Regions from separate parts of the Mus musculus genome. Here all the other regions are linked to region 1. A link is a loop called in an ENCODE intact Hi-C map of the cell type or tissue named here. Cell type or tissue: heart. All regions are shown on one strand.

The links. A loop is a pair of places that touch in the nucleus more often than their neighbours do. Peaks named below come from ENCODE experiments on the same cell type or tissue, not always from the same donor. Only the 100,000 strongest peaks of a DNase experiment are listed, where the experiment ranks them.
Region 2: a loop joins it to region 1, with 9 times the contacts of the local background. A loop is called at or near these places in 4 of 42 quality-filtered maps.
Region 3: it touches region 1 in a loop (2.3-fold over the local background); 3 of 42 quality-filtered maps call a loop at or near these places.

Annotation. Positions count from the first base shown.
Region 1 is chr13:28,626,024-28,634,023 of GRCm38, forward strand. The region is part of intron 5 of 2610307P16Rik (RIKEN cDNA 2610307P16 gene); the gene reads right to left. Among named protein-coding and RNA genes, the nearest start is that of Mir6368, 81 kb to the right of the region's middle. In heart, no CTCF peak of the experiment used is centred here; a DNase peak (open chromatin) is centred at 3,668; H3K27ac peaks cover 2,821 bases.
Region 2 is chr13:28,753,498-28,761,497 of GRCm38, forward strand. All of the region lies in intron 3 of 2610307P16Rik (RIKEN cDNA 2610307P16 gene), which reads right to left. Among named protein-coding and RNA genes, the nearest start is that of Mir6368, 47 kb to the left of the region's middle. In heart, no CTCF peak of the experiment used is centred here; a DNase peak (open chromatin) is centred at 4,514; H3K4me3 peaks cover 1,434 bases; H3K27ac peaks cover 3,868 bases.
Region 3 is chr13:28,715,321-28,723,320 of GRCm38, forward strand. All of the region lies in intron 3 of 2610307P16Rik (RIKEN cDNA 2610307P16 gene), which reads right to left. Among named protein-coding and RNA genes, the nearest start is that of Mir6368, 8.4 kb to the left of the region's middle. RefSeq lists an enhancer at 2,326-4,121. In heart, a CTCF peak has its summit at 3,229; a DNase peak (open chromatin) is centred at 3,171; H3K4me3 peaks cover 923 bases; H3K27ac peaks cover 1,893 bases.

The DNA.
Region 1 (8,000 bases):
AACTTTATTGACTAAGCCATTTCCCCCAGCTGGGGAATTATTTTCTTTCACTCAAAGTCTCCATTATTTTTGTAGCCACTATGAATATAGACTTTCTTAAGCAAAACTGAACGCCCCCCCCCTCCAACTAGAAAGATTTTCTCTCTTATCAAGCACCTGATCTACAACAGGCTAAGTTGCCATTTCTTGCCATCAAAGTGGGCTTGCATTAACATCCTCACGTTATAAATCAAGGAGTTAGACTGGGGAATTAACTCACATTGACTAGGACACTGAGTTCAGAAGTGACAGAGCAGGTATTCAGTCCCAAGGTCTCCAGGGCCAGGAAGATGCACTGGAGGTTGTTTGCATCTTTGATTGCTTCTTGTAATACTGGACTCATGAAAGCTGCACTCAGCCCCCTGAGTGAAGGCCAGAGAGAGTTCTAAGGAAGCAGCCTCCCTGCTGAGGTCAGACACAGGAGGCCCTGTCCCTCTGAGGTCTGAAAACTCTGGCCTAAACACTCCAGCCCAGCCTGGAGGTAGGACAGGAGCCTGTTTGCTTCACATTCCCACCACCTGGCCAAGAACAAGGGCAAAGGAGAAGCATTTAGGAGATAACCTTATGTGAAGACCCTTCTCTTTACTCTCCAGGCAGCCCGAAACTTCTTAGTGTTGGACATAGAATCTTCTGTCCCAACCTCTTTTATTTCCAAAGCAGTGCACATAAGAACACCGACAGGTCAAACTGTGTGAATCAGCCTTGATTCCAGAGATCTGTGTCATGTTAACCTTTTGAGAACTCTTGCCGCTGGACAATTACAGGCGGTGTATTTTCTCTATGACCACAGTTCCCGTGTATCTGTACACAGCGTATATGTATATGTTCCTCTCTGTGTTTGAATACACGCAACAAATGCATACTGAGACCTTCCTCTATTGCTTTATTATTCTACTTTTTATTACGTGTTTTCTCTCACTGAAAGTTAAGCTCATGGATTCTGGAAGACCAGACAGCCAAGATGCTGCAGAGATTCTCTCTACATGTCCAGTGCTAGCAGTGTGTGTGTGTGTGTGTGTGTGTGTGTGTGTGTGTGAGACGAATACTGGAAATTCAAACTCAGGACCTCAAGTTTATACAGTGAGCATTTAAGTAGGCCAGCATCCAGCATCCTGACCACAGTTTTTAATTGTATTTGTGTGTGTGTGTGTGTGTGTGTGTGTGTGTGTGTGTATACGTACTTTGGCACACATGTTTCATGGTGTGTGTGAAGGTCAAAGGACAATTTATGGGGGTCAATTTCTTTCCTTTCTTCTGGATCTTGGGATCACACTCAGGTCTTCTGTCTTAGTGGGAAGTCCTAGACCTGCTAAGCCCAGACTACAATTTTAAAAGAACATATCTAAGACAAAAGGCCTCTGGCAAATAATTTTGATAATACTTTATTACCACGTATCAACTTATATTACCTGATAACGATAATTTAGTAATTAAGAGGTAGACCTTTGATCTTTCTCTTAATACATAAAAATATTAAATGAGTTAATACATAAACAGAGACTTAGATCGTCAAAGCATCTTCAACAGGTTAATCTTCATCCTTCTACAAACCACACACCTCAAGATCCAGCATGCCTAGAGCACTAGCTACTCTTACAGTGCTGGGACAGAGCAACCGAGGAGAGGAAAAACTTCTTTGGGGCTCACGGTTTCACAGTGCAGGTACATCATGGAGAAAAGGCATGGCACACAGCCCAACCTGGGACAGTGCGTGCAGAGGGGTTGCAGTGGCTGTTCTCATCACATAAGACCAAAAGGAGGAACAGAACCAGAGGCAGATGCAGCCTTCAAAGGTTCATCCCAAGTGAATTACTTATGCCAAATAGGCCCTACAGCCTAAGAGTCCCTCAGTCTCAAATATCAATGCCATTAGCTGATCCAATGCTGTTGGATCCAACAGGCATCTAAGGCACAAACATGGTGGGAATACTTGAGATTCAAACCACAAAACCCAGCCACTAGGCATTCTCTGACTGCTGCTGTTTACACAACTGCAATGCCCTTCATCCAATGCATTTAACAAATGTTTATCTGGAAGGGGAAAAAAAAAAGGTTGAACAAAGAGAGGCGGGCTCTGTCTGTTGAAAAAGCACATTATGCAAATAAGCATGCAAATAGGGAAAATGTATCGCTGCTAATGGCAGGAAGGAGAAGCACCTGGTGAGTGAGGCAGGGGACTTGATCTTGAGCCTGAGAAGACAGGCTCTCCTGAGGAAGAAGCAACACAGCATCTGGTTTCTGTCAGGTCGAACCAGGTTTAAAAAAAAAAAAAAAAGTTTTCCAAGCAGGTGGATTAGGAGCAGCAAAGGTAAGCCAGTCGGATGACAGGACAGGACAGGACAACTGAAGCCAGTAGGAACAAGATGGAAGTGGCTCAGTGAGGACCCGCTCACACACAAGGCTGAGAGCCTGACTTCCCACTCCCAGAACCAGAAGAAAGTGGGCCATGGTCGTGTGGGCTTATAATCCCAGAGCTCCTGGCAGACAGAGTTGGGAGAATCCTGGAAGTGGGTGGGCCAGCTAGTGTGGTCTATGCAGCTGCAGGAAACCAGAACAGATCCTGCCTCAAACAGGGTGGAAGATGAAAACCAACACCAGAGGTTATCTTCTGGCTTCCGTACCCACTGTGGTGCACGCAAGTGCACACACACACCATAGATTTGACAACTTGAACATGTGCAAAGGTCCTGGGGTACTACAAAGTTAATAAGAGAATCCTAAGGAAGCCCATTTCTCTGTTTACAGAATTCTCCCTCCTCGCATATTTCTCAAATGTGGCATCCTCTGAGGAGCTACTGTTTCCCCCTCCCCAACTCCAATGTAAACTGATAGCCCTCATACCATTAGGACATTTCTTCCCCACGTCTGTTAGCACTTAACTCACTCGAAGACAATTATCTGTTTATACATCTGCCTCCCTCACCAGCAGGAGGGACACAACAAGCATCTTTCTAACTCTTGGTACGCGGTGCTAAGCAGGTTTACAACACTTGTGTATGAGTGAATGGATCTGGACAATCCGACCGTGCTCCCCACTCCACCCCCGCCCCCTGCACACCATGGCTAATCATTCTGCCTCACAAATGTACTTCTCTACTTTGAGAGTTGACTACCTTTTTTTTTGGGGGGGGGAGGGGGGGGATAAAGACTCAACTGTGCAGTAATAACTCAGTTAGAAAGCCCTTTCTCTGGCTGCCCTTAATGAATCATAAGGTGTTATTTACCACAGCCTCGGAACCATCTGCACAGACATTGTTAACACAATGTAATTCGTTTTATAAATATCACACAATTATCTAATTTTTTAAAGGCTCTGGCTGCTTTGAAAGGTGTTATTTTGGAAACAAGTCCTGGCCCATCCCAGGGAAATTCCCAAACCAGGATTGTAATTGCTAAGTATATCCACAGAAGCCCTGAGAGGCCGGACAGGAAGTATAAATCCCTGAGCTGTTGTGGACATTTCTGAGTGCTGCCAACACAACAGGAGAGGGATCACACGCACCCCTGTCCCACGTGTGGTCACCTGCCCTGTGTGCACTCGGATAATGATTCCAGAACACCACAAAGCCCAAAGTCGGTTTCCCTCCCTATTGTCAGCAGTCCCTCCCCTGCAGCTCCAGGACACTTGCCAGCCTGTGTGTGTCCCACAGTTGCAAGGATTAGGAACAGGGACATGCCTGTCCACTGGCCATTTCTGCTGAGACTTCCAAATGGAACAAGCTGTCTGTGGGTTTTCCTTACAGGGTGCCAGCAACCCCAGCCCTGACACTCCTCCCACCTCCCAGAGTAAACCCTCCCTTCTGGGACAGGAAAAACAATACAATCAAGATTAGGGTATTCCTGGAGCAACCCGACTCTCCAGCTCTCTGGCTATTTGATACAGGGCTGTTAGACAAGGCCCTGCCCCTCCTCAGTCTATCTTTACCTGCCATCTTTAGAGGATTACTGGGGAAGGGCTGGCAGTGGTCTGTAGTAATTTAACCCAGGCCTCCTGGAGCTGTTTATGAACAGATGTGAGCTAACATTCCCATACAGCCAGGCAGAGTCCTGGATTCCTGAGCAAAAGCAGTGTCCCTGAACAGTGTGCTGAGCCCCACTTTGTCTATCTACTGCAGTGGGGCAGGATGTGGGCGGCCTGGGAAAAGAGCCCTCATCAGCACAGTTCTGAGGCTGCCCTTTAATGCATGTCTGTCTGTCTGTCTGTCTGTCTGTCTGTCTGTCTCTGTGTCGGGGGGGGGGGGTGTAGGTGGAGGGAGAGGGAGGCGGAGAGAGAATCTGGCACACATGAGAGTTGGTACTTCATTACAGACTTCCTGTCTTTATCTCTAATAACTATAAAATCCCTTGGGAAGAAAGAAAGGGTGCTATGAAGTGCCACAGGAAGGGGTAGACACCACCAAGGAAAGGAAGGCAGGGCCAGGAAACAAGAAAGCCTGAGAAGGGGGGATGGGGGATGGTGAACAACTGCTCTGGGAGGGACAAACCCTGCACTGGCCTGACCTTCAGGGGAAGCTGCCTACCTGCCTGGTGTTTCCACTGGCCAACAATCCAGAGCTTAGGAGAGCACCCTGGACTGGGGGAGGTCAGACCGTGTTGGCTGGGGCCCACCCACCAGTCACCATTTGCTGGACTATAACCCACAGACCATCTTCAGAGGCTTCAAACACCCCACCTAGGGAAAAACACACCACTAGTGTAGAGTCTGTTACTGCTAAAAAAAACAAAAACAAAAACAAAAACAAAAAGCCCTTAGATTCCCTAGATTGGGTACTTTGCAAACAATGAAATTGGTTTCTTACATTTCTGGAGGCAAGTCCTAAATCAAAGAGCCACTGGACAGATGCCTCGTTGGGCTCGTGTTCCACAGATGGAACCTTCAACTTCACCCTGACCAGAGCTCATGTTCCATAGGACCAGGCACCCAGTAAGACAAAACAATGCCTCATTAGCAATGTGGGGTGCTCGACTGTGCACCCACCCAGCAGACATGAACTCCAGCAAAGGGCTGGGAGTCAGACTGCCACACCCTGTTCTGTACAGGGCAGGTATCAGGAACATTGTACACTGACAATTCCCCTTCCTCAGACAAGAGGCAGGAGAGAGAGCTCAGCTGGTCAAGTGCATTGCTATATAAGAACGAGAAGCTGAGTTTGAGCTCCAGCAACCACAGTGGGAAGAAAAGCCAGGCACTATGGGTATTCTAATCGCAGGACTGCAGAAGTAGGGACCAGAGACTCCATGGAACCTGCTGGCCAGCCAGCCTAGGGGAATCATTGAGTTCCAGGTCCTATGCGAGACTCTATCTCAAAATGTAAGATACGAAGCAATTGAAGAAGACATTCACTATCAACCTTTGATATATACACACACACAAAGACACACACCATAGACTAACACTAAGGGGCAAGGGGCTAAACTATTAGTTTCTAAAAGAAAGTTCATGCATTATATTATAACATATCTTAAAATCTAGAGTAGGGCACACTGCTGTAATTCCATTACTGGTAGAATGAGGCAGGAGGACTTCATGAGTTCATGGCTAGCCTGGGTTTTACAGTGAAACCCTGTCTTTGAAAAAAAAAGAAGGAGGAGGAAGAGGAGGAGGAGGAGGAGGAGGAGGAGGAGGAGGAGGAGGAGAAGAAGAAGAAGAAGAAGAAGAAGAAGAAGAAGAAGAAGAAGAAGAAGAAGAAGATGATGATGATGATGGCTGGAAAGATGGCTCATTGGTTAAGTGCACTCACTGTTCTTCCAGAGGTTGTGAGTTCAATTCTCAGCAACCTCATGGTGGCTCACAACCATCTGTACTGGGATTTGATGCCCTTTTCTGGTGTGTATGAAGATAGCTATAGTGTATTCATATATATATATATATATATATATATATATATCTTTTAAAAATTCAAAGTATACATCCAGAGACACACACACACAAAGAGAGAGTGGAAGATTTTTAAGTTTATGTTTCTGTGAAGAGAGAAAGAAAGAAGAGACAGAGAGAGAGAGAGAGAGAGAGAGAGAGAGAGAGAGGCTATTACGTTTATATGTTTCTATGAAGGTGAACTAGGTAGCAAGTATTTGGGACTCTGTGAGCCAGACTGTGCCCTGATGAGTTAGCTGCATCCTACAGCCCATAGATAGCTAAAGACATAGAGAAACCTGTCCATGTTCTAATGGGATGCTTGTTTACAAAAACAGACACCAGACACAGTGGCTGAGTCCATTGGCATTACCAGGAAAACTGAATGTGGAGGACTCATCTTAAGTCATACAGATCTGAACCACAGTTCTGAAGTTCAGAAAGCCAAGGGAAAATCACCATAGCTGCCTCAGGGCTGGGGTTAGCAAAGGAGCACGGAGAACAATGCTCCTCTGTGTTGAAGACCATAGCTCGGCACAGTTTGAAGATTTTCCAACATCTGTGGAAATCCATGCTTTCCCAAGTCTCAGGAAACTGCATGCTTATGAGAGGCAGGAAGAGGGTGAAGATACACAGTGGTAGAAACTGAGGAAAAGCAGCCCCACGGGGAATCAAAGCACTGATTCTAACTTTCCCATAAACAGCTAAGCTCTTTGACTGCTCCAGCCATACTCCAGAACTCACAGGAGCACAAACTTGGGTCACAGAAATAGAAATATTTAACCAGAGCTGGAGAGAAGAACGAGAGCATTTGCTGGTCTCACAGAGAACCTCAGTTCAGTTCCCAGCACCTATAAAGGATACAAACAGGCAAGTGCCAGAAGCTCCAACACCCTCTTCTGGTTTCCACTGGTATCTGCACATCCATCTCCCTCTCTCTCTCTCCCTCCCTCTTCTCTCACACACACATTATAAAAATAAATGTTAAGAATAAATAAGTAAAACCACTTGGCACTCAGGAAGCAGAGGCAGGCAGATCTCTTAGCCTGAGACCCCCTGGTCTAAAGAGGAAGTTCCAAGACAGCCAGTGCTACAAAGAGAAACCCTGTCTGGCAAAACCAAATAGATAGATATAGATAAATAAATACCCAGAACCATTTTACCACCAAAGGGAAAACACAAAACAAAAAAACCTGTCAGCTGTCACAAAACTAGGGTATGGGGGATTATAAGGCACCATGACTATAAGCCACTAGGTCCATGGGGAGGGTCAAAAATGCATTTCCAGCCTCAACATCACATCCAGTGTTTGTGTGTCTGTGTATGAGTCTATGAATGTACGTTTGAGCATGTATGAGGACCAGCGACTCATTTCCAACCTTGACCTCATGTCCTGCCTTATCACAGACAACCCGGAAGTGATTGTGGAACAAAAGAATGCACAATCAATGAATCACAGACAACTTTGTGAGCTAACTCACACCTTATTCAGAAGGAATATTCCATGCAGAGCCACTGAATTGCATATTTAGTTCTTCAGGAACTACAAGCAACTGCTGGAGTAATAGGAGTGGTCTAAAGGAGGGGAATTACCACTCCAGGCAGCTAATTCCACGCTCAGGAATTATTCATGCATGATGAGAACCCATCTGTAACATCAATGAAGTCTTTATTCTTGAAGACTACTCACAGAGGACTCGGGCTAAGTGTGCTAATATCTCTGCCTGGGCTTTCCCAGGACCTGGGAAATGGCAGTGTGATTGCTCAGCGGGCTGTGTGGTTACTTTCACATCTCCTCCACCCACCATCTATCACCTTGGGATTCCGCAGTCTGCAATGCAAGCTCTCAGCAGCAAAGGGGGTGGGAAGAATGCCTCGACTATTTCTGCCTGTCGCCTTGTTTTCCCCCTCTGACCACAGGGGCAGGGCAGGTGCATTCAGGAGACACTGGCACATAGAACCATTACAACCTCTGAAGTACCTCTCCCTGCTACCCAGCTGAAGGTCAAATGGGAACAGCCTGCCTTCCTCCCACAGGTGCTGGCCCCTCAAAAGGAATGCAGACTTTGAGCTCCATTGATGTTTTCAAAATACTGCTGTCTCT
Region 2 (8,000 bases), 130 kb after region 1:
AGGGGAGGGGAGGGGAGGGGAGGGGAGGGGAGGGGAGGAGAGGGGAGGAGAGGAGAGGAGAGGAGAGGAGAGGAGAGGAGAGGAGAGGAGAGGAGAGAAACAAGGCCTGGCTTGCCCATGCCTGTGATCTAAGCACTAGGAAAACAAGGGAATCTAGAGAGCTTACTGCCAATCCATCTGGTTAGTAAATGCCAGGTTCAGTCTCAGAAAATGAGGGCAATAGAGTGAGATATAACCTCTGACCTACACACTCACATGCACAGCCACACATGCAGACACTGGATATACACTGGGAGGAGGAGGTGGAGATGGAGCAGAGATTTCCATGCTAAGTCTAAGTCCTACACTAGGTCTGTTTAGAGTTAATGAGAGGAAGAGAAGGAGTATGCACTCACATCCAGCTTGTGCCATTTCCTTCGGTGGAAAACAGAGAGACAGATGTGAAACTTAAGCACACGAATGGCACGGACTTGACACCATCAATCCACCACACGTGTAGTACTACTTCTAGTTCAGATGCTCTTGGAATGAAGATACAAAAGGATACAGAATGGGTACCTCTGCACCATATGTCAAGTACAGCTTGATCATTCCAGACAGTAAAGGCTTGAGCCAGCCACTGCATGTCGTATTCAAGAGAAAGCTGCTTTCTAGGTAGCACATTTTTGGTTAAAAAAAAACAAAACTAAAAAACAGCGATTTTAATTTGCCATAGTATATTTTATAGACATCTCTGAACAATTAAAAGCATGTATTGAGAACTGAAATTGCTCCTGCCTGGTTGCAATTTTTACTGCCAAATATGGGGTCCACAAGAAGCACTTAACTTTAAAGGTGACCTCTGCTTTCTGGTGATGAGTCATCGTCAAGTAAGCGTCACGGATAGTCTCCTGGGCAGTGAACAGTAGATATTTGGCAGTGGACAACTGAAGGAGATGGAGGAACAAGAAACCAGAAAAAAAGCAGAAGCATAATGGGAGTAGGGAAAAGGGAACTTCCTCTGAATCCAAGAAAAAGAAGAGCTGAGCGCTTCAGCAAAAGACGGAAATAAGTATTTAAAATGAAAGGCAGGGATGAGCTGGAGGCTCAAACCTGTTATCCTTTGTGTGGGAGGCAAAAACACAACTGTCATGAATTCAGGGCCAACCAGGGCTACATAGTAAGTTCCAGGGTAGCCTACATGGCAGAATAAGAACATTACATCATTATGAACAAAACTAACTCTAGTTGCTGGGTATGGTGGTACACACTTGTAATTACATACGAGGTGGATACAGGATAATCAGGAGTTCAAGGTCAGCCTCAGATACATGGTGAGTTCAGGGCCAGTCTGAGCTACCTAAAATCCTGTCTCAAAGAAAACTAAAAACAGGAGTAGGATTCACCACATTAAAGTAGAACTGGGAGAGTTCTCCTAGACTGAAAGTCTTATAGACACGAACAAACATAAAACAGTAATTCTTGAAGATTTAAAAAGTCTTTTAAGATTTGTCATGTGTATGTCTGTCTGTGTCTGTGTGTCTGTAATTGTGCCTATGTGTGCATGCTGTATATGTGTGTCTGTGTATGCGTGTCTGTGTCTATGTATAAATGTTATGTGTGCGTGTATCTACATATCATATGTGTGGGAGGTGACCACAGAGGACAAAAGAGGGTGTTGGGTCCCCTGGAAGAGCCACTTTCCACCCACTAAGGTTGTTGAATTCTCACACTCATTGAACCACGTCAGAAAGTAAAGTAGACAAGAGAGTCATTCCTCACTACCTCATTATATTTTAATAACGGTTACATGTTAGAAAGGGGGGAAAATAGGTGTTTGCTCACTGTGGAAAAGCTAAGGAGAGGGATCATGAAAAGAAAACACTTGTATGTGCCCGTGGCCTGCATTCAGCTACTGATCATATCCAGGTTCACATAAACGTACATGCTTTGCAGAGATAATGTTGCACATGCAGGCTCCCGTTTTCAATTATGCTTTCCAATCTAAATTTACAATGCTGCCTACCAAGGAAAGCAAGATCTCAGTGTTTAACATTTCCTCATAGACTTTCCACTTCCATACCTCTCTCTGTTGATAGAAGATAGAAATGTTGACCTTTTATATTAAACATGCTTTCTACATAGAGATTTCATGTGTGCATCAATAAATTAGAAACAAGTTTGCTCTACCTTGTTTCAATGCCTTTGGGTTGTTTGTTTGTTTGTTTTTTGAGAGTCTTATCTAGCCTGTGCTGTCCTCAAAGTCTGTATAATGTAGCTAAGGCTGCCCTTCGACTTCTGATCTTGGTGCCTCTACTGTGAAAGTGTTGGGATGACAGGAACGTGCCACGATACTGGGCCAAAGTGTATCTTTTAAGGTACCCACAAAATGCAGTGCACACACTGTGAAATTAATCACTGAAGTGACAGCTCTGGTCTGGAGAGAGAGAACTCAGCTGGTTAAGTGCTTTCTATGCAAACATGAAGACCTGAGTTCTATCCCAACTCACAAGAACAAAGCCAGGCATGGTGACAGGCCTCTGGAATTCTAGTGGCCAGGAAAAGGAGACAGGAGGATCCCTAGAGCTGGCTCTCCAGCTAATCTTGCTGAAGCAATGAGCTCCAGTTCACTGTCCCATGTTCAGTGGAACCACTACCTCAAAAATAAAGTGGAGGGGACTGCAGAGTAAAGAGACTGCCCTGGGGCTAAGAGCACGCAATGTGCCTGCAGAGACTGAGTTTTGTTCCCAGCACCTATGTCTGGTAGTTCATAAGTGCCTAACGACCACTCCAGGGAATCTGACATCTCTGGCCTCTGTGAGCACTGCACTTAAGAATACAAACTCATGCTCATGCATACACATCTATACATAATATAAAATAAATAAAAATGAATATTAAATCTAAAAAGTAATAATAATTAAAGAAGACACCAATAATAACCAGTCTCTGGCCTGTATGTACACTCGCATACACATGACCCCATACACATGCATACACACCATATACCACACACACAAAACAATAACAATAATAAGTAACCTCTATTACTAATAAGTAATGTAGACCAGAGTTGGAAGAGCCTGTGTTTAGCATACACAAGGCCCTGGGTTCTCCAAAAACAAAAACAAATAAATGTTATTAATTGGCCTTTTAAGTTCTACCATCCCAGGGCCCCAGACTCTGTGTCATGCTTTCATGCAAGAGCGTGAGAGTTACTTTGCTTCCTACAATACAGCTGAGGATGCTTTCTCGAGTTGTTCAAGCAAATACAAGCCACACATGGGGTATTAACAGAAAGAAAATATTGAAGGGGGATAACAGAACTGGTTAACCATGCCCTAAGGCCTCTACCACTAGTGAATTTTAGAGACATCTTAACTCACTACTCATAAATGTCCCTGAAAAAAAAAATATTCTCTCACGTTAAGTGGAGGAAGAGACACAGGTCAGGTTTAATAGAAGGCCAAGGGAAAGGGTCAACGCAAGAGCAAGAGTTCACAGTAAAGCCAGAGCAGAGGGGGGCCAGGCACAGCCTTTCGGATCTCAGACAAGACAGGGGAAGCCCTTCCCTCTGCAGCCTTCTCCTTTGCATCCGCCCTCACCTTCAGGTCTGAAGTAAACCTGAGCCAGGAGCCTCCTGGTGCAAGCAACCCTCTCAGAACTTAACAGTCTCAGGTTTTAAGCAACTCTTAGAGCCTCAAGGTCAGCTAGGGTACACACACACACACACACACACACACAAAGAGGAAAATAGGTCGGGAAACAAGAAAAAAGGAAACAAGTCACTTGGCAAACCAACCTCCACGGAGAATTAGCTTCTGAAAATCTTCTGAGCAAACAATTCACACCATAAAACAGCTGCTGCTTGCCATCTGCGGGTCCTAATCAACACACGCACATACACACACACACACACACACACACACACACACACACACACACATATATACTTCTGCCCAGTGGTACCCTGGCTCCTAGCTATTTCCTGTCCCCTTCAACCTCCTAAGCAATTCTTGGTCAAAAAAACGAAGTCACAAACTTACAGGCACTGACAGTGTTTTCCTAGGGTAGATTCTGTCCAAGACGTTATGACAGTAACAGAAAAAGAGCAAGCAGGCCTTCAAGTCCTGACGTCTGCTCACCACTTTCAAAAACTGGCTCCTGACCTTATTCTCACTTGGGTCCTTCAGGTCCAGTCGGTGAACTCTGGACCTTTACTGGACCAGATCAAATCATTTCTAGAACCACTGTACCACATTTTATTTAGTCTTTCTGTTCCTCTCCCCCAGCCTCAAACGAATGACTCTGTGCCAAAAAAAAAAAAGCGGGAGGGGGGAGAGAAAGAAAAAGTTGCTGTTTGAGAGAGTATCAGCATGCTTGATTCATGCCAAAGTTTACAGCATAGTTCTATCCTGAGCCACAGCGAGGATGGGCCGTTGTGGGGGAGGGAAATGGAGCCAGGCAGCTGTTTTTTCAATAAACTCTAGCAGAATCCCGCCCACTTCCTGCACTGGCTTCAGGGACCCCAGCAGAGAGGAGGAGGAGGCAGCCAGCGAGATCTTCCTCCTCCAAGACTCAGGCTACTGCCTCCCTGGCTCGGACCCTCCTGATCCACCCCTGAACCTCAGGAGGGCAGCCAGAGGGTTTGTCCCAGCTCCTTTGGATGTTTATTTCTGGTCTCCAACTCCCAGGAGAGTTTCACCTCCTCTCTCCCTAATCTTAGCCCTCCCCACGCTCCACCCTCCCCCGCCCGTGTATCCTAGCTCTGAGGCACACCAGGCATGACTGCAAAAGCAGGGAAGGGAAGGGAGTGCGTTTCTCATCCCACACCTTCCAAGAATATGCTGGCCTTCCCTCTCTGCAGCTGTGGTCATCAGTCCCTCGGCTCCTCAAGCCAGCCTTTCCTCAGGCAAAGCCTCTGAGTTCAGTTTCTTTTCTGGAGTGGGAAGGGAGGGCAGGAACATGAGAAGGCACGGAAAAGCTGCTGCGCCCACCAAGACCAAGCAAGCGGCTCAGTCAGCCCTAAAGCTTTAATTTGTTAACTTAGAAACCCCTGGGGCATTGCAATCAAAGGAGGGCTCCACCCAGCAACACCTCTGATTACTTTTTTCCCTTCTAGTGGGCAAGTAAAGAAGAGGGGAAATTAGGACAACCGTGTGCAAAACAGAACTACTCCATAACACGGACTTGGCTCTCACAAGGTCCAGATTACGGACTCAACACCTCCATGCCTGTCCAAATGGAAAGAGAAAATACTCAGGGTGCAACCTAGATCCAGCTGCCCAGACAGCCTGCCAACCAGAGCATCAGTAAACCCCAAATTGCTGCTCAGGCCCCAGATGGCTTTTTCATTCCTTCTTTCTTTTTAAAGTTCTTTAGGGTTTTCTAGTTCATACTGGTAAACTGACTCTTTCATATCCTGGTTTTAATATGCGCGAATCAATAAGCAACAAACCCTTGGTGTGAAAGGGTCTGGTATAAGCATAGAAGTTTATACACAGTGACTGTGCAAGAAAATCAATCTTTCTTTTAAAAAGTCTCAGATCTTTCATAAATGACTCAACAGTAACCAAAGAATGAAAATGATTATGTCATAGTTCTGTTAATGATTGAAATATAAATTAAAAAAAAAAATCAGGCTCGAGGAGATGGCTCCGTCCATAAAGTCCTTACTGAGCAAGGGCAAATATGATGTCCTCAGTCTGATCTCCAACACCCACATGAAAGACAGGCACAGCTGTGTGCTCCAGAAATCCAAGAGCTGGGGAAAGGAAGGTGGGAGGGCCCCAGGGCTCCCTAGCCAGCTAGCCTGGCTCAACTGGTGAGTTTGGGCTCCCAAGAAAAATCCTGTCTCAAAAAAGAAAAGGTGGGAAGCAACTAACAAAAACATTACTTTGACCTTTGACCCCAGGCACATGAATATAATCACCTACTCCCCGCCTCTCCCTCCCCCTCCCCTCTCTTCCCCCCCTCACCACACACACACACACACACTACATGAGTTGGCACATAACCAACCCTAGGTCACCCTGTATTTCCAAATAGAGAAATAGAGATCTCATATAGCCTAACTCACTGACTTCCATTTAAGTCAAACAAAAAAGGCTGAACTGTTTCAAAAGGCATGAAACACCAAAAGATAGGCAGTCTTTTATGATTTGGCCTAATATATCAATCACAATTGTTGGCATCAAAAATGGTATTTCTCAAAAAATATAGTCTCAAATAGATGATGCATACCCTTGCTACATACAACTCAGGTCCCACTGCACCCCCACCCCCACCGTGTATAACACTCAGAAACACTGTCTTTTCTCAAGCTAAAAGAAGTTAAGACCCAATAATGACAACTCAGAATTCCAAAGTACTGCTGCGCTCTAAATGAAGAATCTGATTTTCAACCTCTTATCTCCCTTCTTCATTCCTAGGACCAATGAAGCACAAAAGGAGGGTAGGACAAACAAGAATTTAAATAGAAGACCTATTCAGACTCCAGCCTTCTACTCTGAGGTCTAGGCCGAGGCTTCAAGAGCTGAGCCAATGAATCCGTAAAATGGACCATTCCAGTACAGAGGCTAATTAACCTCTACTTTCCTTTTGATGGCAGAAGTTAGTCAAGGTGTGGGAAACAGGAAGTAGATTTACAGTAACAGTCTTGGATGGCCAGCTACCTGAGTTCTTCCCAGTCCCTCCAAGGTCACTATCCTGGACCTGCTTACTGATTCCCATCACTAGTGTATACAGAATTATTTACAGCCAGGAAATCACATTTGTGAACTTAATATGAAGTGTTTGCTCACAAATGAACTAGAATCTAAAGCTGATAGCCAGGCACGGGGGTGCATGCCTGTAATCCCAACACTGGAAAGGAAGAGGCAGGAGGAGTATATCAAGTTCTTGGGATGCACAGTCAGCAAGAGAGAGAGAGAGAGAATAAATAGAAACGGGGAGGAAGCTATGTATCTCAACCCCAAACAAGCAAACAAACAACTCTAACAGTATCTCTGGGTCTTTGGATGGCCTTAGAATTACTTAGCTGCCACACATTTGAATTTTCCAACAATGGTTATTGCTAAGGTTTAGCCCAAGTGTTAGGCACTTACTCTCTAGAATGCCACCACTAGAAGGTTCTCTGGGCCCTTGGGAAAAGGAGCCCTATGAGTTGTCCCATATGTCACTAGCAAACATGCACCCAAAGGGAATTATGGGGTCCCAGCTTCCTCCTCCCCTTTTTCTTTCTAGAGTGTGAGATGAGTAGAGTATTTTGCCAGGCTCTGCCTTCCATGACTGTCCAGTACTTACTGCACAAAAGCAACCTTGTTAAAGCATTTAAAACCTAATAAAGGAAAGCAATCTTACATTCAATAAAAATGTTTACCCTATTTAAAAAAAATTGAGCTGAGAAATGACAAGTTTTAAGTCTGCTGTAATGTGATTATGGCTACTACTAGCAAGACAGGGAGTTACTCATAATTGGAATTGGAAACTAAGGAGCAAAACTCCAGATAAGACAGAATCCCAAGGACCTGGCGGTATCTTCTACCTAAAGAATCTCCATCAGTCATCACTAGTGACAGGTAGAAACATCTCAGCCAGCCTATCAGTGACTAATACTGGTGCCAATTCCTTTGCACTAAAGGGGAAAAGATATGTTTCTGGATGCAAAACACAGTAGTACCATGTGATCAGAAAGACAGTTCATTGGAAGTAGAATAATACCTGTCAGCAAATATTTTAGCGTTTAAGTGCCTCAAATGCAGACTCTTCGGGATGACCCTGAAATGCCTTTCATAGAATCAGTCCGTTCATTTCTCTGTCGCCTGGGAGTTTTCATGGGTCAAAACCCAGAGAAAGAGGAGGAGGAGGAGGAGGAGGAGGAGGAGGAGGACGACGACGACGACGACGACACAATTGAGGGGCTCAGGGTGCAGTGATGCCCTTTCTAGGACCTTCTTAGAAAAGATGGTTCCTGCATAACATCAGAATGAAAGCTTCCATCTTGGGACCTCAATGACAGC
Region 3 (8,000 bases), 89 kb after region 1:
GTCTACTCTTGCGTTCCAATGCTTAACTTCAAAGGTACAGTAAGAAAGAAATGTCCGCATCGATGACTCGAGGATGATAGCACAGAGCCAAGCTACCTGTTCTCTTTAATTTGTTCTCCTGAACATTTTTGAACTGACAAGTGTTAAAATTCATCAAGACCATTGCTTCCCACCTGGATTTGGCATCCTTCAGGGTGGGTGAAGAGTTTTTTCTGTCTCATGAATATTTTGCAGAGATGCAAACCAGCCAGCTGTGAGAATAAGCCTCCTGTACGCTGTAGGAATGTGGCCCTTCCGCATCTCAAGAAGTCTGTCCTTAAGGCTGTAACAGCTCAAGTGGGAAGTTCACAACTGTGTAAAACTCATCAGATCCCATATTCTATAGCTATGGATCTATGAGGAACTATGAAGAGAATAAGTACTTGGCTTTCAATAAGCTTGGTTCCAAGAACCATCACAACTTCAGTATTATTTGATATTGGGGACTTTACTGTTTGAGGCTAGGGTCCAAGAAGAAAGAGTAATGTTTGGATATGGAGTATAGCGAGAGTATGTGGCAAGGGAGAAAAGATGAAGGAGGAGCTAACAAATTGCTCTTTATTAGTTTTTAATTCCCCATTTCTCGTTATTAGAAGACAAAAATAATGTGTACAAATATTCTCAGAGACAGTATTCTATTTAATGAGGTAAATAGTAAGCACCTTTTAATTAGTTTTTAGTGCCTACTGTTGTCTCACAGGATAGGAGTCACTTCTGAAAGTGGTCATCCACCCTCAGAGAGCTTATTCTCTATGGGGGATGAAACTGAGCACAGCCCTCCTGGTCCAAGCAGAAGGTGCAACATCCTTACGACTGTCTCATTTGATGGGAGAAGGATTGGCCACCCCATAAATTCTAGATGCTTTTGCTTAGCAAACAAATGAATTAGGGGGAAACCCAGCCCTGACTAAAGGTATCTCTGTCTGCTACTCCATCCCGTCCCACCCCCCACCCATGCTCTCTCACTTCACACTCTCTCCAGGTACTTTACCACTCTTCCATTTTTTTTTACCCCTGGGAAGGAAAAATGTTTAAAATGTTAAAAACAACAAACAAACAAACCTCTAGCCCCCTTCGGCACACCAGTTTAGATATTACCTTCCCTTGAAGGTTTCTTCAAAGCCAGCTGCTATCCAAAGCTCTTCTGGGCTCTTTTGAGAATTGTGCTCAGAGTTTCCCATCCCACTTCCCAACCCCTACAATACACTGAGCAGTGGTACAGATTTCTATTCTGTCTCAGAGGGGAATCTTGCTTTGCACACTTGTGTCACAACACAGGATACAACACACTGTGCTCAATAAATCAATTTAAAGCCAGGCCCCTCCACCCCACCACCCCACCCCAAATTGCCACATGGCTCCTTTGGTCTGTGCTAGCAAAGCCCTGCCACTTCCTTGGTTCATGACTTCCCTGAATCACCTCCTCAGCCTCAGAATCCTTCTGCCTGTCACCATCTGCATTTCAAATCTACTGCCAACGCTCTATGCCTTCCTAGCTGTGCACAAAGAATCCAAGATGGTAGGGTCAGCAAATGGATGCTTTCCTAAATTATGGTTTTGAGAGTTTTTACACGGTAACTCCCATTAGTTAGCTTTCTTGTTTCTATAACAAAAATGACCAACAAAAGGCGCCTTAAGGACAGAGAGGTTTACCTTGGCTTACAGTTTAGGGAGGCAGATGGTCACACTGCATCTTTGAAGTCATGTAAACAGTAAATAGAAAGCAGGTTTAGATAATCAAGCCTCAAGCCCAGCTTCCAGCGGCCCACTTCCTCCAGTGAGACACCACCTCCTAAGGGTTCTATTGCCTTCCCAAAGATAGCTGGGCACCAGTTGGGGAGCAAGTGTTCAAACCCACGTGCCTTCGGAAGCATTTCACTTTCAAATCCCTCCAACTCCAGTTCAAAGAGATCAGCAAGCCACTGGGCTTTCTACTGTCTTCCTTTCCGACAGTAGATGTTCGGACAGTTCTGACAGTCAAGCCCATCTGTTCTTGCTGTTTAGCATCTCGTGTCCATTTCATGATGAGCGTTTACTTCTAGTGTGAATCTCGCTCCAACTTTCAAGTACCCCCACGAGATGGTCTACTGAAGTCGTGAAGGGATAAATGAATTCTTACAGAGACATCATTCATACATTTATCTTGCATATTGAGCTTCTTCTAAGGGTGCTCATGGGGGTTGGGGGGAGGGGAAGCTGCCCACTGATGACTTGATCTCCACCTCCTTCCTCAAAGCAAGATCCCTGATGCAATTATGTGCCATCCTGATTTGGGACAGAGTGGGCGGCAGCAACTTGCATTTTTAGCTCTTAAGAGGAGCTCAAGGCCATATGTAGCCAAAGTGTAGAGATTATATACTAAATATAGACTAGGGAGAATCTATGTGGTATAATTGTGGATTTCTAAGTTTTGATCTCCAAGCCACAGGAACTTAGGGATCTATTCAGAGCAGTAGACTGCTTAGCAAATGCTTCATGCCCGCACTCCCACCCTAATCATTTCTTTCCTTCAAATAGATTGGGTTCTAGCCCAGACTACTCTCAATTCTTATCCTTTCTCTCCATATTTCTCTATTAATGCTGTCTATCTGGCTATTTGTTCGTTTTCTCCCACAAACGCTTCATCTGAGGGTGTAGGCAGTCTCAGTGTTTGCCAAGTGCGCAAAGATTTAGGTGTGATAATGTGGTGTCTACACACCTGGCGCCTGAGTTAGTTCTCAATAGCCATCAGTAATTGAGAACAAAGAAAACTGCAATGTGGCAGGTTTTCCTTTTTCTTTTTTGAGGGGCAGTTTCAGACATTGAAAAATACAACTTGATGGGGGGAGGGGTTCTAACACCCATTGGGATCCCATTTGGCCTGGGCAGAAGGAAAAAGTGGTGTGTAAACCAGACACATCTGACAGGGAGCACTTAATGAGAAGGCCTAATACGGCATCCGGCCTTTGTTCGTGTCTATAAGCATCTTTTAGGGGAAAAAAGAACCCAAGTACAAGGGGAGGAAGCGGCTGGACGGCTGATTTCTAATTAGCTCCCTCACATCACTGGAGGAAGAGGAAAACGGGTCTGGCTACTGTTTCCTTCAGTTTGCGGCAGCTTTATCTGAGGGTGAGGCGTGAACACAGCCTCCCAAATGTTGTGGAGTGTACTTGGGTTCAAAAGTTCAGCAATATCTGGACAAAGGATAGGCCTCTCCCCGGGAAGGACAGTCTAGGGGCCGCAGATGGGACTGTGGGAATCGAATCCTGCTCCTCCCACACCCACCATCTGCAAAAGCTGGGGACTTTGCAAAGGCCCTGCCCTTCAGGCCCAGAGTCTTTACTCAAACTGCACCTGTCCAGGATTAGGTTTCCTGCCACTGAATGATGGCTTCTTTCATTTAGTCTGCAAACAGCTGTCACATGATCAAGTGGGAGCCAGGCAGAGGGAGCCAGACAGCCCCTCAGAAAAAAAAAAAAAAAAAAAAAAAAAAAGGCTGAGCAGGACATGGACTTGGGTGATTCATCTTCAAAAAACCTATTCCTGAAATGCTTTTGTGTGTTGATATCACTTCGTGTCTCAGCTCACAGATAATTACAGCCTGCCAGAGAGACACAGCTCTAACCTGGAAAAGAGACCGTCCCCATGACTCATTAGAGCGTCTAAGGATGAATGAGACTCATTGTCTCCCCCTTTTCCCTTTGACCCCCAGAGATTGCTAAATCTATGGTTTCTAACCTTGTGAAAATGAGGGGACACTTGAAAAGGAATCCGGCAGCTCCCTGGAACCTGAGCCACTGGAACCTGAGCCAGGGCTGCACTGCTGCGATGAGCTGCACCTGCTGGCAGGACATTTTTGCTAATTCAAGTGCTGTGCCTGCACCTTGGGAAAAACAACCTTGGACAGCCATTTCATCAGGGAGTGAAAGAGACTCCCAAAGACATTTCACTGAAGACAGGGCTTGAAGATGGCATGGCGGGGAGTCATATAACATTTGGGTTCGGATCTGGTGAGATTCAACAGTCCCAGACATACAGGGAGATACATTATTATGATCACTCACGAGCAAAGTAAAATATTACAGAAAAGGAGAAGGCCATTTATTCAAGCAAACTTTATAACAATAGAGAATCGTGACTTTCCTTTTAAAAGACAGTTCTGTATTCAACTGAAGGAGCTATAGCTATACACAAGTCTTCCCAATGGTTAATGGAAATGGTTATAAATATAAATACAGAACCAGTAGGGATGAAGGGTTGGTTGTCTAACTGTCTCAAACCCCCAAACATCCAAACTCAATTCAGTGGTTAGAGAAATGCCAGGGAGTAGCTTCCCTTCTGAGAGCATCACTCCTAGGTACCCAGAATACCATTGGGTTTTTCCTATACACACCTAGGACATGTCACAAGTGTGTTCCTCCCACTCAACACGCGTCTGTAAATAAACATCCCAGATCAGCAAGGTGCAAAGGCAGACTCATTAAGATTTGACTGACAACACACAAAAGGCAGCCGAGTCAGACTAAGAAAATTATGATTTAAGAAATCAATGTTAAAGGGCAAGGAGATGGCCCAGTTAGTAAAGTATTATATGTGCCAACATGAGGATCTGAGTTTGGGTTCCCCAGCACCGATATATAAAGCCAAACCTGGAAGTATGCTACTGCTATAAGTCCATTGTTGGAGAGGGAGAAACAGGACGAGACCTGGTGCTTGGTGCCAGGAAGCACAGCCAAATCATGGGGTTCCAGGTATAGTAAGAGACAGTGAAAAAAATAATGTGAAGACTAATAAAAACACCCATGTCTACATCATACCCGCACACACTTGCACATACTCATATACAAAGATACACACAAATATGCACATATGCATAATACACTATGTGCGCTCGTGCACACATGCGCGCACACACACACACACACACACACGTTTTATAGAAGTACTTTCGATTACCCACCCCTTGTTTCAAGCCTTGCAAGTGCCAACCTTGGCTCTCAGCACACTCGGATGTGGCAAGGCTGACAGGAAGGAATTCCTATCTTCTGCATTAGCACTTAGTGTCTGCAAATGTCAACTGTGGTGCCCAGGTGTTGCAAAGCGTCTGTCTTCCTCTTAAAGCAACAGGATGCGACAGACTGAATGCCTGTGGGTGATTACGGCAGTATTCAAGTGAAGGCCAAAAGGACAGAGCACATGAGAAATATAATAATTCGTTCAAAATGTCCTAACTGAAGTGCCTCCTTTTAGATGACAAAATGGATTTCATACATTTCAGGGTTCTTTTTTTCCTTTTTTCTTTCTTTTCTTCTTCTTTTTTTTTTTTTTTTAAATAAGGGGTAGGGGGAGAAAACAGGCAGATCAGTTTATTTTCTGAGCACAGCATTAATGACAAGATGACATCACCAGCAGCCAATCGGAAAGCTCTCTGGTGTCTGGTGTTCTAACACCATTTCATATTTATGGATAAGCACCAGAAGGGTGTCAACCCAGAGCTGCGTTCCCCTCCCCTCCTCACTTCTAAATAAAGTTCCTGCTTTCATTCAGCAGCCAAACTGGAAAAGTTTTCGAAAGGCGATGGGGGAGGGGAGGCTCATGGAGGCGCTCCCTCCCTCGCAGACCGTTTTCTGAGAATGCTCAACAGTAACGACAGGGTTGGGGAAATGGCTAGGACCTGTACCACTACTCCCTGCAAGGCTTGCCAAGGCCCTCCAGAGGGTCTGCACAGTCCTTCACCATGGAGCACAGTCTAGGCTTCACTGGGAAAGCCCTAAACACTGAAAAATAACAGACTTGTGCACAAAAGAAGGAGTTGGGGAACGCCTTACACGAGAAATGGATGCTAGTGACCACTGTATTGTTTTAAGTTATTCTCTGGTTCCTACTACATTTCCTAACCCGCAATGTAGTTTAGAGAAGAAAAGTTGATCTAGTCCTAGTTAATCCCAAGTCAACCCCAGACTGACTTGAGCATTGTAACTCAGCCTACCGTCCTACCAGATCTGTGAAGGCCAGGATTGCCCATGAACCCAAGGAACGGGTCAAGACAACAAAACCTTCATATACACGAGTGGCTAGCCACTAACCTGGAGCCTCCTAGGAGGTGTGGCAAGAACATTTCTATTCAGTCTCGAATCAACAATCCATGTCAACAGAAATGGAGAGTGCATTTCAAATTCTAGGAGGCATGAGAAAGGAGTGTAGCATGGCATCTGTTTAAACACCTGCTTAAAGACAATTCGCGTCCTTTTCTCACATTCCCCTGAACCCCACCTAGCGACGACCACTAATGCAGCTCTTCTTTTTCCCCACATCCCTGAGCAGCTGATGTCACATCAGGGTTCCATGGATCAAGCTCAGAAGTTAGAATTATGACATGTAATAAAGACACTTGGCCATGCAGCGAAGGTGACAGGATTTGGCCTGCTGGCCCACCGCCAGGGGTAACGGAGCCTGATCGGGTGTTCTTTTCCTACAGGCTGAATGGTGCATAGGAGGAAAAGAATAATCATCTGCTCATAGCAAATGCAACGACGCCAGCTTTCCAATGCTCTGCCACTGGCCAGGCTGCCCCACACCCTCCACCCACCAGAGTGATGCCAAAAGCATCCAAACGAAATGACAGTAGCCTGGCCCTTTTCATAATTAATTTGTTTCAAAGGTAAAATTGATAAATAGATTCAAAGCGGGAATAGACGAGGAGTAAGGCTCTTCGCTGTTTGTGAGCTCTAAATAATTCATTACAATAATCTAAATTCTCTCGTATCTGCTGTTGCAAACCAAAGCCTAAGGAACCCCTGCCACACTTTAGACACAAGCCAATATGCTGCATCCCCTACAAAATCCAAAGGTTCTCCATATATGAAAGGGACAGTTGTGTGTGTGAAGCAAAGAAGAAAAGAATCCAAGCTGCAACCTCTAAATCCTTAGGTCACCAGGGACAAAGGTGGGGGAGAGCTGTTACTGCTCTGTTTGTAAGACTATTCATTTTAACAAGGCACAGTGGGGGAAGGGTTCCCCCTGCCCCCCCTCTCGCTGCAAGCAATGGGGGCTGCCACTTTTGAAAATTAGAAAAATTCACATCAAAGACAAAATAAAAGCTAGACATGAAAATCAACTGCACACACAACAAGAAGGACAAATTAAAATGCAGTATGCTGGAATCATAAATCCAAAAATAAATATGTAGACAAGAGCTTGGAAAAGCCAATCTTCCCAATTGCGCTGTCCCAATGCAAACGGAACCTCTTCCAAAAGCTACCTATTAGAAGGCCTTGTTATTACTCCACTAATCTCAGTGCTCCATGCTAGCTGGCAGAAGGGAAAACTAATTTGGATCATCCAAAAATCATTTACATTTGGTTTTAGTTGCATTGTACCGGGGGGGGGGGGGTTGGCTACACATTTCCCTCCCTAATTAAGTTGAGTTTAGAATAATTTTAAATTTTCTATTCGCTCAGCACAAGCCAACTAAGGACTTCAGACAGTGGTCGGCTGGCAAGGGAAAAAAAGCCAGTCATGGATTTGGTTTTTTAATTGTCATAAATAAGTGATTCACACACAGCTAACTACAGTGACAGAATTAGTCTTAGCTCAGGATGTAAGTGCGATAGGCATCCAGTGACATCCAATACACGCAAGCGAAGGTGTGAGCAGATGTGGCCAAGGGTGATACAGCTAAGTGGGAGACCATGGTATGTCATAAAGACAGGGCTTTCTCATCAGCACCGCCACCACCACCTCCCCTTTCTTAATGTCATACCCTCAAGTTCTGATCCTAACCGTCTATCAAAGCAAGAGGCACTGTATTCCAATTCTGATTCTGGATATCATGTGCTTACTGTATCAAAATCATAAGGATAAATGATTGGATAAAGCAGACACGGGTGAACTGGGGCCAGACTCAGATTAAAGCACTAACAGATCCCACTGTCTGTTTCTGTGCTCAGAAGATGCTCGCTTTGCTGTTCCAGTCCTCCTGA